Regions from separate parts of the Homo sapiens genome. Here region 2 is linked to region 1. Evidence: read pairs that join two places in POLR2A ChIA-PET (ENCODE). Cell type or tissue: IMR-90. All regions are shown on one strand. Links, peaks and the distances in the headings refer to the core of each region. The heading gives the core; the rest is flanking DNA. Region 1 overlaps ACTL8 (actin like 8). Region 2 has its middle 120 kb from the start of ACTL8.

Region 1 (6,772 bases), core at 1,142-6,141:
GTCGCCCCCACGCTGTTGATGATCCTCCAGCCCCACTTGGCATGCCTGATGTGGCCTGAGAGCCTGGGTTTTAATAGCTGAATATTTCTTTAAAAGAAATTCCACTTGTCTTGAGGCCCGCGTTCCTCCAGCGTTGCCTGCCTGGCTCCCCGGGGGAGTTCACGCAGAAACTGATGTGTTAACAGGCTGCAGTGTCTCCCTTTCCATCTCTCCATTTAGCCTCCCTTGGAGATGGCCTGGTCGCTGGCTCTCTGTGCCCTTGCCTAGTGGCTCAAGATGGCACATGACTTGGGGCCCCCGGATCTGGGTAGGGGGGCTGTATAGACACCAGATGTTGGAATCCACCCAGGTAAAGCCACCATGATGCACAAGTCCCAGGTGCCAACTGTGCAGCGGTTGGGGGCTCCAGCCAGAGTGGAGTTGGAAGGGATGCTGCTGGAATCCAGCTTGTGGGGAGATGGTACCAACTGGAGGTGCTGGACGCTTCCTTCTTTGAGATGAGCAGGCAGCGATCACCGGGTCTGGGGCTGTGTGGAGCAGGTTGGGGCTGGCCTTCCTCCTCTGGGTCCCTGAGTGTGGTGGGCCTGAAGGAAGAGAAACATGTCAACTTGGCTGTCCAGGCCAAGTGTACTAAAGAGTAACCTCCACGTGGGCAGGGATTTTTATCTGCCTTAGTTCACTGTGGTGTCCTGGTGCCTAGGAGAGTGCCTGGCATGGAGGCCGCACTGTCCCCCACTCCTTGCCTCCAAACCACCTCTGCTTGAGCTCTACCTACAGACAGGACCCTGTGCTTTTTACACATTAACTCATCAGACACTCGCAATAACCATATGGAGTTGGTGTGATAACATACCCATTTGACAGGTGAGGAAACCGAGGCCCAGGAAAGTGAGGTAACGTGCCCAAGCCCCTCTCCATGGCAGGCTATGTAGCATCTCTTAGGTCTCAGCTCAGGGTTCCCCTCTTAAGAGGTCTGACCAGAGCCCTGGCTCCATTCCACACATGATGTCATTGTTGCTCCCTCGTAGCACGTCACCCGGCTCTCTATAAATGTCTGATTCACTCACTTATTCACGATCTGTCTCCACTCCCCGGAATGTGAGGTCTCTCAGGACAATGTCTGGCCCCTTGCAGGGCAGAGCTGACTGGTCTGACCTGACATCTGTGCTCTTACCCACCAGGCTTTCCTGCCTGCCTGGTTTGATGAGCTGTGGGTTCATTACATCTGGCATGGGCGCCATTTCCCGGGTCCTAGGATGTGAGGCAGAGGTTCCCTCGAGACCTCTCTCAACTCCCAGGGAGTTAAATCTCACCCCAGGTTTTAGAGCAGCCAACTTCCTGTGGCCTGCCCTCCTGCAGAGTAATTACTGTAATTTTCCCAGTGTCACCCTCAGCCTTTGGATGATATTGTGACCAAAATGTGAGAAGCAATGACACCCTGTGACACTCCCAGCCCTTGTAATTGAGGCTTTGAAAGCACTGCTGATGTCTCCAAAGGCATCTGGGTGCTCCACGGCTGTGATGGAGGTGGGACCTCTGAACCCTGGCTTTTTGACTTTGGCTGCTTTGCAAATGTAGTGACTAATAGATGTGATGTGTTGATTCACTCCCCTGTCTTCCCAAAATTGTGTTCACATCCCTGATCCAATCTGGAGCCTTGTAGCAGCCTCGTGAGGCTGGGACTGGTACTTTGGCCCTGACTTAATCGGCAGAGAACTTGTGCATTCCTTGAAATTGTACAGCGTATGAGTGGCAGAGCCTGGCTCAAACCCGGGTCTTCTGCTCCCATGTCACACACACTCGGTCTGGGACCTCTTCTGTGCAAATATCCCATTCAAGAGGGCCTCCTGATTATTCTACCACTATCTAAAGTTGGTTGCAGAGTAGCAATAGCAAAAGCAAAAGTCACAACCTTGGGCGCTGACAGCCTGTCAGGCACCGTCCTAATTGACTTGCCATGTGTTAATGCATTTATTCCTCCCTGAAGCCCACTGTGGTGGGGGCTGTGATTATCCCCACTTTACAGATGAGGAAACTGATGCCCAGAGAGGGTATATTTAGCCCAGGACTGGGAGCCATAATGTGATGGAGCTGGGATTGGAACCCACGTAGTCTTCAGAGACCAAGCTTTGACCATACTGCCATATAAATCATCTAGAAAGCCATAATTCCTGGAACTTACTGCATTTTTTTCTCAGGGGTGTTCATTTGTTCATTCATTCCTAAGCTATGGTTGAATGAATGAATGAATGAATCTATTATGTACTGACCATTGTTCTAGGTGCTGAGGATTCAGTCCTGGGCAAAACAGACAAAGTTTTGCCCCCGTGCAGTTCCATTCTAGTTGGGGGAGACAAGATATGCAGATGATGAATGTGGTTTCAGGTTGGGAGAACTATGGAGAACAATGAATGGAACGGGAACAGAGAGTGATGAAGAAGGTGACTTTGGCCACAGTGGTCAGGGACGGGGGAAGCAGACACCTGAGGGGGAAGCGAGACGGGTGAGCATCATGAAGAAGGGGTTCCAGGCAGAGAGCAGCGTCTGCAAAGGCCCTGCGGTGGGACTGTGGAGGCCTGCTCTGGAAACAGTGAGGAGGGCATCAGGAGGTGAGGTCAGAACGGTAAGAGTGAGGAGATGCTGGGGTTGCATCGGATGATAGGATCCGACTTCGCTGCTGGAGACAGAGCCGGGGGATGAGGCGGAGGCAGGGGGGCCAGTGTGGGGGCCGTCCCTGTGGTACAGGGGTGAGACGATGCTGGCAACTTAGCCTCAGGGTGCTTCTAAAGAGTCTCTTCTTAGATATCGCTCTCTTCCCTTTCCTCCCGGACTGACGTCTGCACATCCTTCTCTCCCGGCTAAGACCTTCCCTGCTCTCCTGGGGGTTGAGTTTGGCCTTGTCTAAGCCCGTGGCTGGGTGCATGGCTCCCGGGCACTGCTCTTTTGTGGCTGCCTTGTCCAGTGGTTATTTGGTGCGCAGTAAGCCCTTTGCTTTTTGGGTATTGACTGTAGATCAGTGCTCACCATGTTTATCCTCCATAGGTGCTTTATTATTATTTTTGGCATCTGCAGAAATACCTGCTTTATGTGTTGCCTGCTCAGTTATGTCTCATTGTTGCCTTTATTTACTTATTTCACACGAGACAATGTCCCTGCTTGGCTTCTCGGCTCAGTCTGATGCCGTGACTGCTGACACGGGAGGAATGACACTGCGTTACTCAAGCAGGTGGCAGTGTGGCTTTTCTCGAAAGCATGAGGCCCCAGCCTCCCTGGGTGTGCAGAATGGGTGCTCGTGAATCCCTCTGGTGGGACTGGGTGTCTGTGGGTTCAGTCCTGGGGGGCAGGGGTGAGCATATATGTGATGTGGGGTTTTAGAGAATCAGTCAGGGCTCCGTGTGTGTAAGCAATAGAAATTGCCTCTGGCCAACTGCAGCAGAAAAGGAATCATCAGAAGGAAACTCTTGTATCTGAAGTTGGGCCAAAAGACTGGCTGGGAAAAGGTGGGAACCCAGCTAACTCTGGTTGGGAATAGGGTGGCGGGCAGGTGGGGGTGGGTGGGTGGTGTTTCTAGCAAGATCTGCTCAAGGCCCTCTGGGGACCCCACCAGGATGGGTGGCTCCAGCCAGCTTGAGAATTTTGCAAGACTGGAAATCCATGTACCCAGAGAGAGGGGACCTAACTGGTGGGGATTTGACCTTGTGGCGAGGCCTGGCCTGGCAGTGTGCAGGGCTCATGTTCAACAGTCCTGCCAAGACTGCAGTTTGGGGAGAGGATCACTCCTGGAAAGGAATTTTGGGGTGCTGGTGTCAGAAGAAGAGAGGCTGGGCACTTGGCTGCTACAAGTACCTCCTGTACCCTAGAAGAGCCACACATGTGAGCTGTGTTTTGGTCTTTTAAGATGCTAAGGATGGAGGATATCATCAAATGGAATGTTAAAGTACAGGACCGAGTTCCTCTGAGCCAGTGAACGGGCTGGGCTCAGAGTGCAGAGGGGTTCCCAGGTCTGGGGAAGTTTTGGACACAGTGATCCGGCTGGGCCTCTAGGGCTGGGTTGCCTGGAATAGGAGGGGCGTTTGGGGAATGGAGCTCTGAGTCAGGCTCACTGCAGGGGCGAAGGCCTGGAGGCTGGGTTTGGTGGAGGTGAGGGGCAGAGTTGCTGACTCACTGCTAGGGAGTGGGGAGTGAGGCTGGAGCTGCAGGCTGAAGATGTCTTTGGACACCAGGCTGAGGAGTGTAGTCTTGGGAGGGTAATTGTGTCAGGAAGCAGAGCGGGAGGAGTGGTCCACTGCTTCATGACATCCCTCCTATGTGCCTGACACTATACTAATAGTGCTTTGTTGTAGCCTGTTTAACCTACTGATGCTGCTATTTCCCTTTTATACAGATGAAGAGACGGGGGGTCAGAGAGGTTAAGTGACTTGGACAAAGTCACATAGTGAGTCAGTCGCAAAGAAGGTCCTGCTTCTTGCTACGTCGCCCAGGCCTGGCCAATATTCTCCACTGGTCTGTGTTGCAGAATCGCCAGCTGTGAAGTCAAGCAGCTGCTGATCTGTCCTGTTGAGCGCCTTGATTCTTTTCCTTCAGCCTTCCCTTCCCCAGTATCCCTAGAGCACATTGGGCATGGCTGTGGGCCGGCAGGGGTGGCAGAGTGTAGGGAGAGGGTCTGGGGAGACTTTCTCCTTGTCACTGCAGAGCTGTTTCTCTTCTCTCCATTTCCTCTGTAAAGAGCTGGTACAAAGCTAGCAAAATCAGAGTCAGCAGAAAAATCTAATTTTCACCTTAGACACGTTTGTAGCTGGTAGATAGTAACCCACCTTCTAGACTTTCCTTCCAGACAGGGCTGAGCTGAGTCCTGCCCTGGACATTGGGGACCTGCTCTGTCACGAATTCCCTGCCTCTTGTTAGGCAAGACAGTTCTTCTCTGTAAGCCTCAGTTTGTCCACCAGTAAAAAGGGGGTGGTGGTGATCGTGGCAGGGTGTTACAAGCCCACATGCCTGCAGGGGCCCTCCAGGAGAGACAGAGGCATGAAATAAACCAGGCGCAGGGCAGAAGAGGGCATGGGAATACAAGGGGCCTGGTGGGCACGTGCTCAGCTCATAGAGTCAACCCCAGCTCGGGGCCAACCAGCTGTTGCTGTGTAGGGCTTCTTGGGCCACATCTTTGGATTATTTTCAAGAAAATCCAGAAATCTGAACTATGCTCCAAAATAATTGAAATTTTAAATGTTAGCAACTTATTTGAAATTTTTGAAAGATAGTATAGGCCAATAATAGTAGCTCCATGGCCTGAAACTGGCCTGTGGAGTCACCAGCTTGCAGTGTCTGGATTATTTGGGTCTCCTCCAGCCAGATGAGCTATGGCTACATTTAATAGGCGTATAAATAAAAATAAAATATTTGCCTTCTAGATATGTTGATTTGTATTTATTGATGAGGTCTGTGGTTTATAATTGGCATCTGAGCTCAGAGTTAATAATGGGGTAGAAGCCTCTTTGAGAAACTTTAATCAGAGATGTAGAATTGGTGTGCTTATACCTCTCTCTCCAGATTACTTCCTCCTCCTGACATCTATCTTTAATCCTTCCTGCTGCAGACTTAGCCTAGCCTAGTTTCTGTGGCAACAGAGTATGCTACCTTTTCTCTCCTCGTAGATTCAGAGAGAAGGAAGCAGGGAGGGTGGCCTTGAGATTTTCATAACTCAGACAGCAGTTCCAGGGACCTCTACTTTCTACACCTGCAAAATCAGGGGCAGGACAGGTTTATTTGAAGCCAGTGGGCAGCCCAAGAGCAAGATTTATTGTCTCTCATAAATTTTTAGAGACCTCTGGCTAAGAGCTACCGACTTTATCACATTAGCTGCTACCTTAGTCCCCAGTCTGGAGGGTGTTCGTGGATTAGTTTCTTTAGTATCCAGAGAGCAGTGAGTTTATAGGCCCTTTTAAGGGTGGGCTTGGGAAAGACCTATAGGAACCAAAGGCTTAAAAGAGGATCTAGGGGTCATACTGGCCAATGTGCTGGTCATTTCTACCATGCACAGTGCAGAGTTTGGGAAAGACCTCAGAGAGACAGTAGTGGCAGAAGAGGATCTAGAGGTCATAGTGGCCAATGAGCTGGTCATTCTCGCCATGCACAGTGAAACCAAGATGGACTGTATAGTCAGGAAAGGGAAGTGGCTCCACTGAGATTGTGGTGCTGATAGCAGTTGTCAGTCCTGGGCTCTGACCGGGAAGAATAGGGGAAGTGGGTAGGATACAGACATTGGAGTCAAATGCCTGGGTTTGGATCCTGGCTTCACCGCTGTGAGGCTGGGGGCGCGGGTAATTTACTTAACATCTCTGAGCTTCTAAGAACTCATCTGTAATGGGAAGATGACAGCAGTTACCGCCTCATAGGTTATCGTGAGGATTGAGATGATACTTGTAAAGCGTATAGAACAGGGGCGGCAAACTTTTTCTGTAAAAGACCAGATTGTAAACATTTTGGGCTTTGTGGGCCATATGGTCTCTGTCGGACGCTGCAACTCAGCTGTTGTAACTTGAAAGCAGCCATAGATAGATAATATGTAAATGATGGGCGTGGCTGTGTTCCAATAAAACTTTATTTATAGACACTGAAATTTGAATTTCAGATACTTTTCATGTGTCACAAAATAGTCTTCTTCTGATTTTTTTTTTCAACATTTAAAAATACAAAAACCATTCTTGGCTCTCGGGCCATATAAAAACAGGCAGTGAGCCGGATTTGGCCCGTGGGCCATAGTTTGCTGACTCCT
Region 2 (6,772 bases), core at 765-5,764, 110 kb after region 1:
CCATTACACCGGGAGGAAGACTGAGATCCCACCTTCAGGTCCGAGTTCTCTATTTGGGAGACAAGGACAGATCTCAAGTTTCCAACAACTGGCCTATCCTTACTTTCATTCTCTGTTCCCTCTCCCCAGTAGCTGATTTCTATGCCCTTGGCAAGGCACTCACTGTCATCCTGTTGCTCTGGGCAGCCCATCTGTGGTTTGTAATGTCATTTTGGTTATCAGCTTAATCCTTACCATGAGGATCATGACCTCTATTTCACAAGAAGGTGAAGGGTCAGGTTGAACCATATGAGGTTACCATTTTTGTAGGTCAGAAAATGGTTGTATATTGGGTATTTCATGTGGTTCAACTTAATAACTTGTCCTGGGTCATATAACTTACCCTTTGTTTAATGACAAAAAAAAGAGCATCTAACATGTTTCAGACTAACTCTCTTACTGGTGATGGACTTTTAGCTGAATCACTGGCTTCTGCACGTGGTCTTGACCATTCCCCTTCTTCCTTGGGATGACTGCGTTATTAGTTGATTCCCTGGGGTGTGGCCTAGGCCATGGAGCTTTGCTGGGGGAGGTTGCAGGGTATCGTAGGACAGGCACTGGACTGGGGAAAGCAAGAACTGGGTTTTGGTCTTATCTGCACAAATGGGCTGCAGGAATCTGTTAGTTAGGACTCTCTGGGCACCAATAACATAAAATTCAGCCTAAACTGGCTTAAGTAGGAATAGAAAATTTAATAACTTATGTAAGTGAAGAAGATCAGGGGGTGAAGCAGGCTCCAGGAGCTGCCGGAGGGAAGCATTCCGTGATGTGGAGGTGGCTGGCCGGTCACCGAGAGCTCAGGCTCCTTCTGTTATGGTGTAGGCTGTTGCTTAGAAGCAGCTGGCCTGCCAGCCAGGAACTACATTTCCTAGCACCTCTTGTATTTAGGTGTGACCATGACCAGTTCTCACCAATAGAAAAGGGTAGAGGTGGCATGTGACTCACTTCCAGACCAGGGAGCTTAAGGAGCAGATATGCCTCCTGCATTCCAACTTCCCCCAAGGGTGGAACTTAGAGAACTCCAAGGCACAAGGGGTGGGTGAAGCACAAGGTAGAAGGATCCTGGATCCTGAATTACCAGAGAGATCCATGTAAGACTATTATGTGAGCAGGAAATACATTTTTTTTGAGACAGGGTCTCACTCTGTTGCCCAGGCTGGAGTACAGTGGTGCAATCACGGCTCACTGCATCCTCAACCTCCTTGGCTCAGTCAATCCTCCCACTACAACCTCCCAAGTAGCTGGGACCACAGGTGTGTGTCACCATGCCCAGTTAATTATTTAATTTTAAAAAAATATATTTTTTAATAGACATGAGGTCTTGCCATATTGCCCAGGCTGATCTTGAACTCCTGGGCTCAAGCAGTCCTCCCATCTCAACCTCCCAAAGTGCTGGGATTACAGGCATGAGCCACCAAGGCCAAGAAATAAATTTTTATTATTTAGGATTTGAGGGTTTATTTGTTACAGCAACTAGCATTTCTCTGACTGTTACAGATACCATCAGGACCTCTTCTCTCTCCAGCTGTCTCTTCTGCTTGCTTCTCTGCTGGCTTCATTCTTCAGGCCCATGGGATAGCAACGTAGCTGCCGGCAACTCTAGAACACGGAGAGATCCGGAGGGTCCTAGGTTTAAGGCCAGCAGAAAATATACCACCCTCTTAATAGTTTTAATGCAGTCCCAGACCTTGTATCTCATCACTTAAATTTGTGAGCTTATACCAGAATGAATTACTGTGTCCGGGTGGGTAGCAGTGTTTGGGTTGGTCAGCCCAGCACATGTTCACTCATGGGGCTGAGGGTGGAGTTAATTGCACATGGGGTGCAGTTTGGGGAGGAAACTAGATTCTGGGCATTTATGCATCGCCATGAACTTGAACAGTGCTCAGAAACTCTGAGTGTCAGCATCCTTTCCTGATTCAGTGAGGATGCCAGACACACAGGTATGGCGGAGGGTTTGCCGGGATGGAATGACCTTGCCAAACTGTCCAGGCCTGAAATGTGTGACTTGGTGATGCTCAGATTTCCTTACTGCTGGAACATCATGGAATTGGCTCATTTAGGCCTTGGGTTGACTCTCCCAGCTGAGCATTTTCTCTCTCCTCCATCCTTTTGTTCTCCCTCACATCCATGCAGGGCACTTTCTGGAAGGATATCAATGTCTGGACCCAAAGTGTGCGGTTTTGAACATCACTCACTCAGCCTCGCCCGCTGCCAGCACTCCAGTTGGTTCCGCTGCCATCCCTGATCCTTTGATCCAAGAGAAGTGCTGAGAGCCTCTTTCTCCCCTCAGAGGCAGTGGGTTTCAAACCTTGAGGCAGCGTTTTCATGTCCTCACCCACATTGCCGGTCCAGTCTTGCCTAGTGGGAACGTGATCCACGAGGCCCTTCATGTGGCAGATAATGAGGTGGATGGCTCTTTCAAACACCTCCTCCCAGAGGCCCTCCAGACTGCTGCAGTCCACAAGGTGCTCTCTGAACTCCCAGGGGACTTCTGCTTCAACACCTAATTGTAGCTTGTCCTCTAAACGAACAGCTTCCTACTTCTCTGTCTTGCGTAAAGCCCTTCAGGACAAGAATACATTTTCTCCTTCTCTTATGTTCTCTGTGGGTCCTTGGGTGGAACTGAACACAAAATCCAGCAAATGAAATAAAATCAAGGTGAGATTTATTTAACCTGGACTGTCAGACACCCCACCAGGCGTGTTTGCATCCAAGCTTTCATTTGGTTCCCACCAACAGCCCTGTGAATTGGATATTCGGACACATACTTTTACACACAAAGAAACTGACACTTAAGACAGACTGTGTCACACGCCCAAGGTCACATAAAGAGCGAAAGAAGGGCTGTTGATGCAACTGCCAGGCTTTCATTCCTTTGGTATTTACCAAGTGTCTTCCATGCGCCAGGCTGTGGGCTCAGCTCCCCAGGGAAAATACTGAACTGAACAGGAGGAATCTCTGCAACTTAATGATTAAGGGAGGAGGGAGGGGGGGGTCTCTGGAATTGGCCTTTTTGGGTTCAAATCCTGCCTTGATAGCTTTTGAGCTGTGCCCCCGTGGAGCAGGCGTTTCTTCTCTCCAGACCCAGGTGTCTGTGTGTGGGTGCATGGTAGGATGTCCAGGGCCTGTGTTCATACCACTGCCCCACACTGCCTCATTTATCAAAGCCCTTATGGAGCACTTATTTAGCACTTACTATACGCCTGAAAAGACTTTAAGTGCTTTATAATTTTTTTTTTTTGAAGGTGGAATCTCACTCTGTCACAGAGGCTGGAGTGCAGTGCGTGATCTCAGCTCACTGCAACCTCCGCCTCCTGGGTTCAAGTGATTCTCCTGCCTCAGCCTCCTGAGTAGCTGGGACTACAGGTGTGTGCCACCACATCTGGCTAATTTTGTATTTTTTAGTAGAGGCGGGGTTTTGCCATGTTGGCCAGGCTGGTCTCAAACTCCTGACCTCAGGTGATCTGCCCACCTTGGCCTCCCAAAGTGCTAGGACTACAGGTGTGAGCCACCATGCCCAGCCAAGTGGTTTACAGTTGTTAACTAATTTCATGCTCATGCCGTCCTGTGAAGTAAGTGCTATTACCCTTCCTATTTTACAGATGAGGAAACTGAGGCTCAGAGAGGCTAAGTGACTAGTCCAAGCATTGCAGCTAGGATTCAAACCCAGTCCACCTGGCTCCACAGTCCGTCTTCTTAGCTTCCATGTTTTGCTGTCTGTTCACTTAATAAACAGTGGTTGAATTGGATTGAATTAAATCACCCACATGATTTTTGCCAGGCCTACTTGGGGCTGAGTTTTCGTGAGTGCCTGAGGGGCTGAGTCAACCACATCCATCTTTCTTTTGGACTCTGATTCAGGGAGTGAAGTCACACTCCCATGAAGGCACGGTTACCAGCCCTGTAGGCAGGACAGTGTGACCTCCATGAGCTGCCCTGACCTGGCCCTGGAGGCTGGGCTGCCCAGCAGTGGTTCAGAGGCTCTGAAGAGGGGTGCCCTGCTCAGACCTGGCTTAGTGGTACCAGGAGCTGCCAACTCCCCTCTCCGGGCTGGACATGCCCTCCCCTAGCACTCTTGGGACCCCATTCTCTCCATCATCTCAGAATCTACAAGGAAAATGCTCCAACTTCGAGGCAGCCACCAGCTCATGCTCTGGTGCCTGCACTCCAAGGCTTCCCGTTTGAAAACAGCAGTTTTCAAAGGAGTCTTGTTTGATCTTGTGGGTCTTTTTTCCCCTCTACTTGACTGGAAGCTGATGGCAGCGATCAGATGTGGCTTCTGACAAACCTCAGGGCTACTGAACAGTCCCTGGCATGGCCGATGCTGGCCGCCAAGGCAGGAGAAACAAATCTGCCAGCTGATGGTGGCAGGACCTGGTGACAGATCCAAATGTGCCTTCTTCCCGTGGGCCTTTCCTTTCCTGTGTGGCTCTGTCTGTTTGAGATTCCAGTTGCCCTTTGAGGATGGCTCTGTGCTCCCAAAGGCGCTGTTGTCTGGGGAGAGCACAGATGTACCCAGGGCAGAACTTCGCAGCCCTGACACCCTCCATGACCATGCTCTCTCTCTTCCTCTTCTGAATTTCCTAAGAAATATTTCTGCACACAGAAAGATACAAAGAATAAGAGGAACCAAGCCCTACTTACTGGCCACCAGGACTTTATCTCCCCTTTCGGAAGCATAGCGTTGCACAGTTATGCTCAGATACGCACACACTCACCCTGTCCTGCAGCCAGACATGGTGGCTAAAGTGTTTCCACATCCCTCACCTAATGTGAAGAAGGCAGATTGGTATAAGTGCCCCCATTTTACAGATGAGAAAATGGAGGTTCAGAGAGGTGAGCTGTGACCTGCCTTTGGCCATGCAGCCAGAGAGTGGCCAAGACTCCAAAGCAAGACCTGTCAAAATCCATCCAGCCTCTTCCTGCCTATTCCCCACCATAAGCCAAGCACCCAGGATGGGAGAAAGCTATACTGTCAGTGTCTGATGTGTGAGCCCCTTGAGTGAGGGGCCATATATTCTCTGTGTCCTCAGTCCCCTGGCACCTACTGACTGTCAGGAAATACTTATTTGACTGCACAAAGAGATATTGTGGGACCCTAACTGTGGGAAGGGAAGATTGCACGGAGGAGGCATCGGAATAGTCACTCTTGGATTCTGTATTTGTTTCCTGGGGCCTTCATAACAAAATACCACAAACTGGGTGGCTTAAAACAATAGAAATTGATTCTCTCTCAGTTCTGGGGGCTGGAAGTCTGAAGTGAAGGTATGGGCGGGGCCATGCTCCCTCTGAAGGCTCCAGGGGAGAATCCTTCCTGGTCTCTTCCAGCTTCTGGGGGCTGTCGGCAATGCTTGGCGTCCCCTGGCTTGTCACTGCATCGCGCCAGTCTCTGTCTCTGTCATGACTTGGCCTTCTCTGTGTCTCCACAAGCCTTCCTGTCCTTTTAAACACACCAGTCAGGTCAGGCGTGGTGATTCATGCCTGTAATCCTAGCACTTTGGGAGGCTGAGGCGGGCAGATCACAGGGTCAGGAGTTTGACGCCAGCCTGGCCAACATGGTGAACCCCGCCTCTATTAAAAATACCAAAATTAGCTGGGCGTGGTGGCACACACCTGTAATCTCAGCTACTTGGGAGGCTGAGGCAGGAGAATCACTTGAACCCGGGAGGTGGAGGTTGCAATGAGCCGAGATCGCACCACTGCACTCCAGCCTGGGGGACAGAACGAGACTCTGTCTCAATTAAAAACAAAAACAAAAAAAACCAAGGCTGGGTGCGGTGGTTCACATCTGTAATCCCAGCACCTTGGGAGACCTAGGTGGGTGGATCACCTGAGGTGAGGAGTTCGAGACCAGTCTGGCCAACATAGTGAAACCCCATCTCTACTAAAAAGACAAAAGTTAGCTGGGCGTGGTAGCATGCTCTGTAATCCTAGCTGCTTGGGAGGCTAAGGCAGGAGAATTGCTTGAACCAGGGAGATGGAGATTGTAGTGAGCTAAGATCGCACCACTGTACTCCAGCCTGGGCAACAGAGTAAGATGCCGTCTCAGGAAAAAAAAAAAAAAAAAAAAAGCACCAGTCATTGGATTTACAGGCTACCCTAATCCAGTATGACCTCTGCTTCACTGATGATCTGCAAAGATCCTATTTCCAAGTAAGGCCACATTCCGAGGTTCCAGGTGACATGAATTTTGGGGGATACAATTGAACCTCTACAAATTCTGATCCATCACTTGTCAGCTGTGTGTCCTTGCGAAAGCCTTATTGGAGCTAAAATGTCCTCATTTGGCCAAACCGGGGCCAAGAGGGTGTCCTTGTATGGGGGTTGTGAAATGAAGTGTGAGAGTAACACCGTGGCACCTGGCGTGCTGCAGACACCAAACAGCGGTGGTCTGTCTTATTATTAATACTGCTATTTCTACTATTAAATGAAATGTGAGGTGAGTGTAAGAGAATGGCAAAGTTTATATTTAGAATGGGATATATTTAGAAGGCAGTGAATTCCAATAGGGGCGAAAAAAAATCTATTTATTTATTTATGTGTTTGTAACTACTGGGCAGACAGCAAACAACTTGTTCCGCTCCCAAGTTTAGAACCAACTGAGAGACAGATGCGTGTGTCAGAGGGAGGGAGATCAAACGTCATTCTGATTGCTGATGAAGCTGTCTGGAGCGGGTGGCTTTGTCTTCAGCAGGCCTCCTACCGCCCAGACCCTGGCAGAGCAGGCAAT

Evidence for each region. Peaks named below come from ENCODE experiments on the same cell type or tissue, not always from the same donor. Only the 100,000 strongest peaks of a DNase experiment are listed, where the experiment ranks them.
Region 2: POLR2A ChIA-PET joins it to region 1 with 7 read pairs; 2 of 35 experiments call an interaction of 5 or more read pairs at or near these places.

Annotation. Positions count from the first base shown.
Region 1 is chr1:17,764,634-17,771,405 of GRCh38, forward strand. The region is part of intron 1 of ACTL8 (actin like 8); the gene reads left to right. Among named protein-coding and RNA genes, the nearest start is that of ACTL8, 13 kb to the left of the region's middle. RefSeq lists an enhancer at 3,426-3,992. In IMR-90, for the core only: no CTCF peak of the experiment used is centred there; DNase peaks (open chromatin) are centred at 1,598, 4,148 and 4,458; H3K27ac peaks cover 3,194 bases.
Region 2 is chr1:17,875,171-17,881,942 of GRCh38, forward strand. No RefSeq gene overlaps it. Among named protein-coding and RNA genes, the nearest start is that of ACTL8, 120 kb to the left of the region's middle. In IMR-90, for the core only: no CTCF peak of the experiment used is centred there; DNase peaks (open chromatin) are centred at 941 and 3,851; H3K27ac peaks cover 2,581 bases.